Linked DNA regions of Homo sapiens: regions 1 and 3 are each linked to region 2. Evidence: chromatin contacts called from ENCODE Hi-C or POLR2A ChIA-PET data. All regions are on one chromosome and are shown on one strand. The core of a region is the stretch at or near the end of the contact, and the rest is flanking DNA. Distances in the headings are between cores, read along the strand shown.

Evidence for each region. A loop is a pair of places that touch in the nucleus more often than their neighbours do. ChIA-PET counts read pairs that join two places held with the same protein, here RNA polymerase II (POLR2A). Pooled maps may share reads with other maps.
Region 1: a loop to region 2 is called in a pooled map, with 2.9 times the contacts of the local background. The contact joins two enhancer-like sites. A Hi-C loop is called at or near these places in 7 of 50 pooled maps. POLR2A ChIA-PET finds 5 or more read pairs at or near these places in 4 of 52 experiments (H1, HEK293T, OCI-LY7 and 1 more).
Region 3: a loop to region 2 is called in a pooled map, with 5 times the contacts of the local background. The contact joins two enhancer-like sites. A Hi-C loop is called at or near these places in 1 of 168 maps with a recorded cell type or tissue (transverse colon), 3 of 37 single-sample maps with no recorded cell type and 4 of 50 pooled maps.

What each region holds. Positions count from the first base shown.
Region 1 is chr5:78,542,577-78,546,396 of GRCh38, reverse strand. The region is part of intron 3 of LHFPL2 (LHFPL tetraspan subfamily member 2); the gene reads left to right. Among named protein-coding and RNA genes, the nearest start is that of LHFPL2, 100 kb to the left of the region's middle. RefSeq lists enhancers at 2,114-2,931, 2,932-3,751. Within about 2 kb of position 1,725, at least 2 of the 41 ENCODE cell types and tissues checked have a DNase peak (open chromatin) inside an H3K27ac peak, as active enhancers do.
Region 2 is chr5:78,675,566-78,679,337 of GRCh38, reverse strand. The region is part of intron 4 of LOC124900191 (a long non-coding RNA gene); the gene reads left to right. Among named protein-coding and RNA genes, the nearest start is that of LHFPL2, 29 kb to the right of the region's middle. Within about 2 kb of position 1,442, at least 17 of the 41 ENCODE cell types and tissues checked have a DNase peak (open chromatin) inside an H3K27ac peak, as active enhancers do.
Region 3 is chr5:78,887,391-78,891,173 of GRCh38, reverse strand. All of the region lies in intron 4 of ARSB (arylsulfatase B), which reads left to right. Among named protein-coding and RNA genes, the nearest start is that of ARSB, 96 kb to the left of the region's middle. RefSeq lists an enhancer at 3,564-3,613. Within about 2 kb of position 2,198, at least 6 of the 41 ENCODE cell types and tissues checked have a DNase peak (open chromatin) inside an H3K27ac peak, as active enhancers do.

The DNA of each region.
Region 1 (3,820 bases), core at 476-2,975, 130 kb after region 2:
TAGAGCCGATGCCCTTGCATACACTGCTGCCGTGTCCCTCTCATGGTTTTAGTGAGTGGAGTGCCTCAGAACGGCTACTTTGAAAAGTGTCTTTCCTGCCAGAGATGCGGCTTTATGATCAATCCACTCAAAAATTGCCCCATATAAAGTTGAAATTTAATGTTGCATGTAAATGATCTTTATCGTAGAAAAGAGAATATAGAGAAAATAAGCCAGCAGTATAATCTTAACAATGTGTGCAAAAACTACGCAGACATGTACAGCCCTGAAAGTGTGCGTTTGTGCTTGGGTTTAATGGCTCACAGACGGTCACTCCAGAGTTTTTAGTGGTACCGTAGAAATTAGAACTCAGTAAGTAACATGACCAAGGTATAGGAGAGCAACTTTTGCACAGGTTTTAAGTTTTAAAGTTTGGGTATTTTTCTCAGATTGTATCTTAGTTTCTTCATTTCAGCCTCTGTATCATGGCCTTAGCTAAAGACTGAGAAGTAAGGATGAGTCTTTTTGAGGGTCTGCCCTTGACTGACTTCATACCCTTCCAAATGTATATGAACCAGTGTCTTATTCTTTATTCTGGCCAATAAGATTGTTCAGGCGAGTGTCTTAGATTCTGCAGAAAGTTATCTTCGGTCAGTTGACTCTGTTGGAACAAAGTAGGTCTCCTAAAGAGTGAATTTAACAGGCACTTAGGTTTGTTTTGATAGGTGCATTTGGAAAAGCTGGGACTGCTTGAGAAACTATTTCACAGCACATCCAGGTGGCTCGAATGATCGGCCTCCACGCATCACACCAAGTCTTTTTAAACAAGATGAACGCTGTAGTGAGTTCGTCTCATGGAGCAAGTGAGGCCCTCAGGGAGAAACATGAACTTATGTGGGTGCTTGGGAAGTATTGAATAATAACTCTTTCAAGCCATGAGGTCCCCATTTGCCTAGCAGACATTTATGAACAGTACCTTGGTGGCTTAAAAATGTTCATTTTCTTTCCCAAGTGCCTAACTCTCTTCCTGAAAGTAGTGTTTTCATTGAAGGCTTGGACCATGCTGGATCTTCACAGAGAAATCCTACTCTTGATTCTATAGCAGACAATGGTGACTTTGCTGAGATAGAGCCTTCGGTGTTGCCTCCTGATGGGGAATGTGTTGGGTAAGGGGGACATGAAGAAGTGGCTAAGTATCAGCCATCTAATACCCTGCAGATCGTATTGGAGCTGGACGTGAAGAAGCGCTCTCTGCGTGGTTTTGGACCAAATGGCTGTGAAAGTGTATGATCCGCCTCACAGTGACAAGCAGCTTGTCAGTGGTTTCCAAAACATCTGTCTCAAAGTGGCGGTTGAAATTCCTACAAGGGAGTGTTTCCATTCATTGTCCATGAGAAATGAGAGAGAGTGGGAGTGAGTGATGCACGATCCAGAGGAAATGCGTGCACTCTCCACTTGGGATTACAATGCAGATGAATTCCATATTTTGGTTAGGGAATTTTTTCTTTTAAAAAAAGAAAAGACAAGAAAGAAAAGCTTGTCGCTGTCCTGGTTACTGAAAAGCAGACTAAAATGGAGTTAAATGCAGGCTGGAACGTTCATTTCAGCTGGATTTTTTTTTCTGTTTTGGGGTGTGTGTGTGTATACGTGTGTGTGTGTGTGTGTAAGAAGATGGCCTGGGACTTCCTGGCACACTTTTCTGCCTTTGGCCCCAGTTTCCCACCAAGGTGGCCTGACCTTGCTGATGAGTCACTTTAAAACTGCTGCGGTCAGCAAGCTGTGGCTCCGTCACTGCATCCGCACAGATCAGCTACTTGAAGATTCAGACAACTGCTACATATACATCCTATTAACAAAAATCACAACAGAGGTTTTCCCAGCTAAAGTTTTACTGTAAAAATGGTAGCCCTATAAGAAAGCCACTATTAGTTTTCATTTAGAGATTTTTTTTTATGTCTACCCCTGTCCCCTACTATGTCAATTCAGGAGTGCTGAAGCCGATTTGCTTTTGTATATTGTGTTCAAAATGTGCTACCTGTAATGATGCAAAACCAAAGACCTGAGCTCTGCTTTACCCTCTGAGGTGTCGTGCAATAGATATTTATTGCAGACCTGCTCTGTGTGCCAGATGCCTGTGCAAGGATGCAGTGTTGCCTGTGGGAGAGACACATGATCCCCTCTTGGAGTTTACTGTCTACAGCAGCTGGGGTGTTGAAGTTCTCACAGGTTGGGGGCTTCAAGTAAGAGGACAAACTATATCTGGAAGACAGCCACGTGGGAAGCTGCCATAACAAGGGACTCTGAATGGGCAGGTCAAGCCATTGCTGTCCTGGCACTGGTGGGTGGTCAGTGATTGTCCTCAGCACTCCCTCAGTGCCCTTCACTAGAGCCAGGGAAGAGTGCTTGCCAGCCTGCCCCTCTCACCTGGGCATATCTGCCACTGGAGGTAGATTGACTTCCACCATTCTGAGTCTCTGCTATCTCCACCTGGAATTGCAAGAGACAATCAAAGGCAAAGTCAGACTCTCCCCTCCACCTCCCGTCCCAAGTCATCTTCTCTGCCTTTAGTTCACGTGCAGCAATGGCATGATGTCTTGCTCTAATCTTCCTATTTTGTCCTTGTCACTATACACACATCTCACCTGTCTCCCTTAGTCCTCCAGCTGTGTGTTCCTGAAGGTGACTTGACTTGCTGAGGAAAGGGTCGCTCTTCAGCCTCACCTTGGTCCCCTGTATCCTGGGGATTTCTGGGACCTGCAGCCCTAGTGGGGCTGCCCTGGGCTTTGCTGGCTCCTGACCTCATCCCTGCAGCCAGAAGGCCAGGCCTGGGGTCTGAGGATTCTCTCAGGGACAAGGCTGAGGGCTTGGCTCTCCTACTGTGCCGCACTCTCTCAGAGGGGCAGTGAGGGAGAATGGCCAGGTGGAGGCCCACCTGGAGCCCAGAGAGCTCTGTGGATGCATGCTGTGCCCCTGCTTGTAGGGACAGAGCCCCAGGGAGATTCCCACTGAAGCAGCCTCGTTGTCTGGGGTGATACCTGAAGTTCGTTGTCTCACTGAGGAAATCAAGGACGTGGACACACAAGGAATGAGGTTAGGAGGAGAAATTTAAAAGGCAGAAGAAAGAGAATGGCTGTCTCTGTTGCAGAGAGAGGGGTCCCAAACAGGTTGCCGATCTGCGGTGAAATGCAAAGGGTTTTATAGATGCCGGGTGAGGAGGTGGTGTCTGGTTTACATAGGGCACAAAAGATTGGTTGGACCAGGTGTGCCATTTGCATAGGGTGCAAATTTCTGGTAGCCCCCCACCATCTTTTATTATGCAGGTAGGTTCTCTGCCTGGCCTGCACCATGCTGCCTATTCCTTTAACACAGCTGCTGGCATTCCCCCATGCAAGCTTCCAGCTTGCCTGTCTTTGCTTGCAGCTCGATTTTTCAGGCTGCTCTTTGTTAGGAAAAAATAATTTCTTGGGCTGCGTTTTGTTAAAAGAGGACTCTTTTACCCTCACTATCTGCCTAAGTAATTTCTTTCTACCTTCCATATCACCATTGGCACTTAAGGAGCATTCACTGAGTGTGAGGCCCTGTAGGGGATGTGAAGGTGAGTCCTGAGGATTTGGACCTCAGGGTGCATGTGCACTGTCTAGTAAGGGAGCAAAGGTGTCCTCTGAAGTCCACCAGGCTGTAGAGAGTACCTATACCATCAAAGTGGCCCAGATAGAGACCAGACCCCTTTCAGTGGGAGAAGCAGTCTGAAAGGCAAGGCTTCCCTGGAAGAGGTGGCCTTGAGCTGTCTCTTGAAGGGCAGGCGAGAGGTGTGCATGTGGAGATGAGGGTGGAAGAGGTG
Region 2 (3,772 bases), core at 193-2,692:
GTCCTTATTTGCAAGCCTCTTGATTGCAGAAGATGACTCTAAACATTTTGCAGATGAAAAAAAAGATAAAACTTGCCCTACCTGGCCTCTTGCACAAGACTCTGAGGTATCTCCTTTCCCCTCTGGCCTGCAAGTCTGCCTTAGGACACTTGCTGCTCTCTCTCTTCTACTCAAGAAACTGATGATCGGTTAGACTTCAGGTTCTTTCTTGCCCTTCAGGTTTTGTTTTGTTTTGTTTTGTTTTTAGACGGAGTCTCGCTCTGTCGCCCAGGCTGGAGTGCAGTGGCACAATCTTGGCTCACTGCAACCTCTTCTACCCGGGTTCAAGTGATTCTCCTGCCTCAGCCTCCCAAGTAGCTGGGGCTACAGGCACATGCCACCACGCCTAGCTAAATGTTTTTGTACTTTTTTAGTAGAGACGAAGTTTTACCATGTTGGCCAGGCTAGTCTCGAACTCTTGAGTTCAGGTTATCCGCCCGCCTCGGCCTCCCAGAGTGCTGGGATTACAGGCATGAGCCACCGTGCCCAGCCGCCCTTTAGTATTTCACACTGTTAATGGGCCTGAATTTGTTGTACCTTTCTGTTGAGTGGTAATATTTTGGACTTAGTTGTTATATTAAGAAAAAATTCTGAGCAGAATCAAGCAAAGGATGTGGCAGAATGAGAAAATGACCACTTTCTTTGGCATTGGTAGGGCTATGGATTGCAAGTGTGGTGGACATCAGAAACACCTGCAGATTCCTGGGCCCATGATCCCTCCCTGAGGCTCTCTGGAGTGGAGTCCAGATATGTGTGGTTTAACTGGTTTCCCTGGGGTGATTCTGATGTAAGTGGTCAGAAACACCACAAGGGTGTGATGTGTCAAACCAGTCTCTTCTGGAAAGAGGCACTACAGCTTCTCTAAAGCGAGTATTATTCATGACCTCCCACTTGCAGTAGAAAGTCCTAGTTAAAACTGTGAGTAATCTTAGAGGCTCTTATTCTTCTGAATTATCTAAAACAAGAAACTAAACAAAACCAACCAACCACTCATCTAGTCAAATAAATGCTGCCTGAAAGAAGAGCAACAGCTGTTCTTTCTTTTTATCCAGTGATTTGGAGAAAACATTGTAAGTTCTTCTCCATAAAGCAGTAGAAAAAGATGACATGATAAGAGATCCGTGGGCTTTTCCTCCAGAGAGCAAATAGAAAACCCTTGGTTTTTGTCCTGACTGAGAAACGCTTAAACGTCTACATGTACAATCAGATAATCCCTAAAATGCCTTTCCCCTGGTCTAACTCAATTCAGATAACTGTGTTTGTCTGTGAGAAACCCTCAGAGAATATATTCAAGCCAAATGATCTCATGCCTGGATTTTGCAAAACAATATGTGCACAAGACCAGAATTTATGTCATCATCGAATATGTGCCTTTCCCAAATCCAGCCCCGGGATGTTCTTCAACAACATGGCTTCTTTGCCACATCTGAGTCACTTCCTGGGCCTGGATCCAGGACAGCCTGCAGACCCCTGGCCACCAACAAGCCACATAAGGAAGCAGTTCTGTACTATTTCTAGGAATGGCATCTTTTAAAATTATTTTACACTTATCTCACCCATTTTGGTATCCCAGATGGCTTTAAAGGGGAGTTAGCATGGCTGAAGTGATATATTTTTTTCCTCAAAATAATTTTCTGTTGTGCTCAGTTGAGAGAAAAATCAAAAGCGTGCAGTGGTAAAAATGCCTGACAATCCCTGGAGATGCTGAACTAGTCTCTTTGCGGAAAATTCTGGAGATCTGTTTGCTGCCCTGGGGTATTAGCTGCCTTTGCACCTCTGCAGGGGAGATTCAGGTTCCATGTATTCTTTAGGGAGGTCAGAGAAACAGGAAAAGTTGTCCTGGATTGAACTCTCACCTCTGACCACAAACAATTGCTAGGTTGAATCTCCCCTATCCAAAAAGTTTGGAACCAGAGTGTTTTAGATTTTTTATTTTTTTCAGACTTCGGAATTTTTGCATATACATAATGAGATATCTTGGAGATGGGACCTAAGTCTAACCATGAAATTCACTTATGTTTCATATATGCCTTATACATACAACCTGAATGTAAGTTTATAGAATATTTTAAAAATTTTTTGGAAATGAAACGAAGTTTGTATACCCTGAACCATCAGAAAGCAAAGCATCATGTCAGCACTTTAAAAAGTTTAGATTTTGGAGCTTTCTAGATTTTGGATTTCTGGATTAGGGATGCTCAACCTGTAACACTTCTTGGTACTTGTGTGTATTAGACTACGCCTTTGCAGTTGAAGAGCTTTGACTCCGTTTCCCTGGTTGTCACTTCCAGAAGGGCTGCCCTCTATGTGGTGTAATGAGATCTCTCATTGAGGGGAGGAATGAGGAGTTACTGCATGCTCTGCCTCAGAAGAGGAGGCCACAGTTGTCAGGCCTACTCAGCAAAGTGTCCCAGAGGCTGGTCTGCAGTCCCTGCAAGGAGGCATAGCCAACCTGGGGACTGCAGGAGGACATGTCTGGGCCCACACTACCCCACACACTGCCTGCTCCAACGACCTCTTTTGGTTTTAAGATCCAATATGCCACCATTGGAAATTCATTTGAATTGGTAGATCTCCTTTTTGAGAGGTCAAATAAGAATGAACGGGATGGCCTAGAATGCTTTTCCTGTAGCTCTTGTTATCTTACTAACCATGGTCCTATAAAAAATCAGGCAATGACTCCTGCAGAAAGCTGTTCCATTCTGGGATCATTGGTCCTTCTACGAGGCATCCTAGCCTAGTGCTGTGCTGTCACTTCCTGCTTGAGATTAGTATTCTCTGCTGGCCTCCCTGAAGGGAGGACCTGGGTATTGTTCTTTCATCGTTGTGTTTCCACTGGGCCTGACACCTGGTTTACTCTATAAATATTTGTTGAATGAGCCCAGTATCTTTGATTATAAAATGATAAAGTAATTCAGCTATAAAATGATGATGGTAATGATACCTTCCTCAGGGTATTTGTGAGTAGGAGAGGAGATAATCTACGTCAAGTTATTGGCAAACTGTAAAGCTCTATACAAATGGAAGTCTTCAGGATAACTTGCCAGGAAGCGTGAGAGGGGTTCCAGAAGAAGACACAGAAACCTCACCCACTTTCAGGATTTTCCTGAGGCCCATTCTAAGCAACTATATTTAGACCTGCACACAGAACCACACCCAAAAGGACTTTGCTCTGTCTTTCTATCAAGATCTTTGCCCTGAAAGAACCTAACCCCAAAGGTACTCCCAGAGCTTGTCATTTTCTAGAGTGAATAACCAGAGGTTAGAATAATTAGACACTAATTCTCACAGAATCTGTTTGACAAGTAGTTTGGCAGATAATTGCGTTAATTATTAAGATTAAAAGTCTAAGATGATAAGGAGCAGAAATTTGCTCATTACCCAGATAGACCAGAACAGAGTGGGAGATTGTAGGGAATTGTAGCAGAGATACCAGTTACTCCCCACCCACATCCCCTCCTCAGAGAACCCGCCTATCCTCCCCGCCTTGGCCATCCACAGCTGTCTGGACCAGAATAGAAGGCTATGGTTCAGGCCTTCTCACCTCAAAGAAGAAAAGCCATGGGAGAGCCATGCTGTTTAGATTGTTAGAGTTTGGACAGAGACACTGAGAAAGTCTGCCTTCTAAACATGAACCAGGGGGACTACATTGAGCCAGGCCTGAAGAACCGGTGCACATCAAAGCAAAGAAAGCCAGGCCATCAAAAGACACCGTGGTGAGGCCCCTCGGTCC
Region 3 (3,783 bases), core at 949-3,448, 210 kb before region 2:
GCCTTTAACCTCTATTTTCGGTGAGTGGCCTTTTCCCTAATTATTTGTTCCTCCAAATCATTGAGCCCTTCTGTGTGGTAGGTCCTGTGCTAGGTCTTGGAAATAAAAACATTAAGAAACTTTTTGCTCTTGAGAAGCAGAGTTCATGGGGAAGACAAAGCCATGAACAACTGATTAACAATAGACAGAGCTAAGTATAGTAGAAAATGTGCACATAAAATGTAGCAGAAATACAGAGCAGAGATGAAGACCATCTAGGGCACTAAGTGGCAGGTTCACAGAAGATATGATCTTTAACCCGTGGCACTTTAGGCAAGGGAGCCAACATGTGCAAAGGCAAAATTAGCATGAAAGGGCATGACATATTCTAACAACAGGGAGAAGTTAGTTCTACGTGACTGAAGCTCAGGGCACTTTTTATGGGGGAGGACAGGAGTTGATACCCAAAAAGGAGGTTGGGGGCAGATATGAAGGATTCTATATGTGGGCCTGAAGTTGGAACTTTTTCCCTGATTGGAAAGCAATCAGGTCTTTAAACATGCATGTGGCCTGATTGATTTTGGGTTTTACAAACACCTCTGGTGGGAACTTGAAGCGGTATATAAATTAGCCCAGGAGCCCAGACAGAGGAGTGCCTGACCTAAAGCAATGGGCTGCAGAAGGGGGGATGATTGGAAAGCTGTTTTAAAGGTAGACTTGGCAGAATCAAATGCACATTCTGTCAGAAATGATTCAATGTAGTGCAACAGGGAAAGAGTAGCCAAGCGTGGTGGCACACACTTGTAGTCCCAGCTACTTGGGAGGCTGAAGTGGGAGGATTGATTGAGCCCAGGAGATCGAGGCTGCAGTGAGCTGTGATCCTGCCACTGCACTCCATCCTGGTTGGAGGAGTGAGACTTTGTCTCAAAAAAAAAAAAAAAAAGATAAGATTTGAGAATATCAGAATGTAATTTGAATATCTAGGTAGATAATGTCTCCAAAATCTTTTAGCAGGAGAAGATTGAATTTACCGAATCCTTTAGATGTGTACTAAGACATATATTAGCACTCCAGTTTGCCTCTCAGTAATTTAAAAAAAAATCCAAAGAATCAACCATCAACAAGCAGATACTTTTCTGGGACAAAGAGGCTTCTCCATTTTTGAAACGATGTTGCCTACTCATCTGTTAGTCACCCTTGCATCAGGGCCGTGTTCAAAGAGATGTCCAGGCTTGGTATGAGGCTGCTAGAGCCTTCCTTGCTTTTCCTTTTGTGATCTTTGAGTCAGGTTGGGAAGGATGACTAGGGTAAGCCCCAGCTGAAGCATGCACAGGGATGTTGGGGTAGAGATGATGTTTCAGGGCAGCCCTCCACGGCCAAGCCACACATTAAATTGTTTGGGGAGTAGTTCTAAAAATTAATGCTGTTGTCATGGTTTCATTTTGATTTTTATCAGCTGGATATGGATGAGGCTTCATTGTCATATACTTAATGTTTTTGCTTAGATCTTTGGCAAACCAATATTTTTCCATGACTTTTTGACAGTTATTTTTGTTCAATAGTGAATAATAAAGTGAGATTTACGGTCTGTATATGATAATGTTTGTCTTACTTTGACATTTCTTTTCTAGACAGTAAAGGCCTTATAATTAGATTTTCCCTGTGCCAAAACATTGCTGCAAAACCATCTCCCTGAAAAAACGTTTCTTTGCTTCTTTTAGGAGCTGGCGTCATCTTATTTTGATTTGGAATTTTTTTCATATGTCAGTCAGGAAATGAAACAAAAATTTCTCTTGAATATGAATTCTTAACAAGAAAGAAATTAACTTTTGCCGAAAAATAAAACTAGAAGGGAAAATGAGAAGAAACGTCTTTGAAATGCTGATGGTTCCATTGTCTTTTTAAATTCTAATTTATGTCAAACTTCAGTGAGCAATATAGGAAACTCCCTTTTCCACCTTGTTGCAAAAGAGCTTATTTTATTCTTGTTGCTACTCCTACCAGTTTTATGTTGAATTCTTTGAAATACCCAGGAGACTGAACTAGAACTTATGGACCGCACCCTATTTCTCATATAGTTAACCAACTAATGTCCTAACTCAGTGGATTCTGCCCCATTGCTGATAAGTGGCAACCATCGGCCAGGTGCCATCTGTGGGGGTACAAGGACAGGCGAAGCTGAACTGCCCTTCTGCTGAGGCCACATCTGCAGTTGGCGCTATGCCAGGAGAGCCTTGGAGAAGTTGCACATGTGTCCATTGACAGTGCTTTCTCTTTGGAGTGCTCTTAAAAAGAATAACTGTTGATAGAATCGCTTATTGCTAATGGCAAAACATCACAGAGAACTAATTGCAAAAACAGTCACACTTACTACATCCGTGGCCTCCCCTAATGATATGTGGAAACACCTTCCCTTTCCTACAGTAGCAAAAGTGGCCAAATTCTCTGTACAACCCGGAGAATTTTCCTATCTGAGTCATAACTGAAGAGCTGCTCCTAGAATCAGATTCCAGATCCAGCCACCCTTGTCCCCATCATCTCCACTCTTATTTCCACCACCATCTTCATCCAATACTTTCCGTTGAGCACTAACAAATATGTGCAACTGAAGGACACTACATAATACCTCAGAGAAGTGTATCTATTTAAAACAGAGACAACAGGCTTCTTCTAAAGTATTGAGCCAGCATCACTTACAGCAATCCAGACAACAGAGTGAAATAATCGTTCTGTCTCAGCCTTTCTTGATATCACGGGAAGAGTGTAGGTATTTCTTTCCAGTGTATTTTTGTATCACATGAATAGCACCTTCTTCTAAGTTTCGATACATTGGTTATGAGTGATTGCTACTCTGTGCAGTATCATGAACATGGAGGAATTTCTTCTTTCTACTGATGGTGACCTTTTGTTGTTTTGAATATACGGGTCTGCTCAGCTTCAATATGAAATGGAATGTGTATTTCAACAACTGGCCTGAGTGAATGTTTGGGCCTTGAGTTTTTGTCAAGAAGTGATGTGGGGAGGTTTGAAGAAAGATTCTTGTAAGTCTGTGATGTCAAATGATGAGATTGTCTGTCACCGACCCATGTGTTGAAGAATTGTTTCCTCACCTGATCTAACTCAAGACTCTTCTCTACTCCCTTTCGAGAAGCACAGAAAAGAACTGAGAACTGGTGTGTTAAGGGCGCCACCAAAAGTTTCCTTGGCAGTAGAGCCTTGAATTTCTTCCCCAACAGCAGCTAAGCCTTCTCTAAAAGGAATTACCATTACCTTGAAATAACTTCCTATGTACACTCATAGGAAGAGTGTACACTTTGCTGAGGTTGACCGTACTTGTGGTTTTCATCAGGAAGTGAAAGTTTATGTGGCCTACATGTGTGAGCCCACTCTATACTAGGGATAGCAGGAGTGTGGTGCTCTAGGGGCAGAGGCCTGGGGTGTCACACAGACCTTGTTGGAATCCTAGCATTGCCATCTATTCACTGTTTGGCTTTTTCAAACTTCCTTTTAAAAAACGTGACAAAATGGTTATAATACTAAACTATTTGGGTTGTTGTAAATTTTAAGAACAACAGCAGTTACTACCATGTATTGAGCACTTAGGTTGTGTCAGGTACCCTGCCAAGAAAAGATCATAAGCAATGTCACTTCATTTCCATCATAATACATGAAGTAGTGCTATGGTTTGGATGTGGTTTGTTTCCACCAAAGCTCATGTGGAAGTCTAATTGCCACTGCATCTTGGGAGGTGGGGCCCAGTAGGAAGTGTTTGGGTCATGGGGGCGGGTTCCTCATGAATAGATC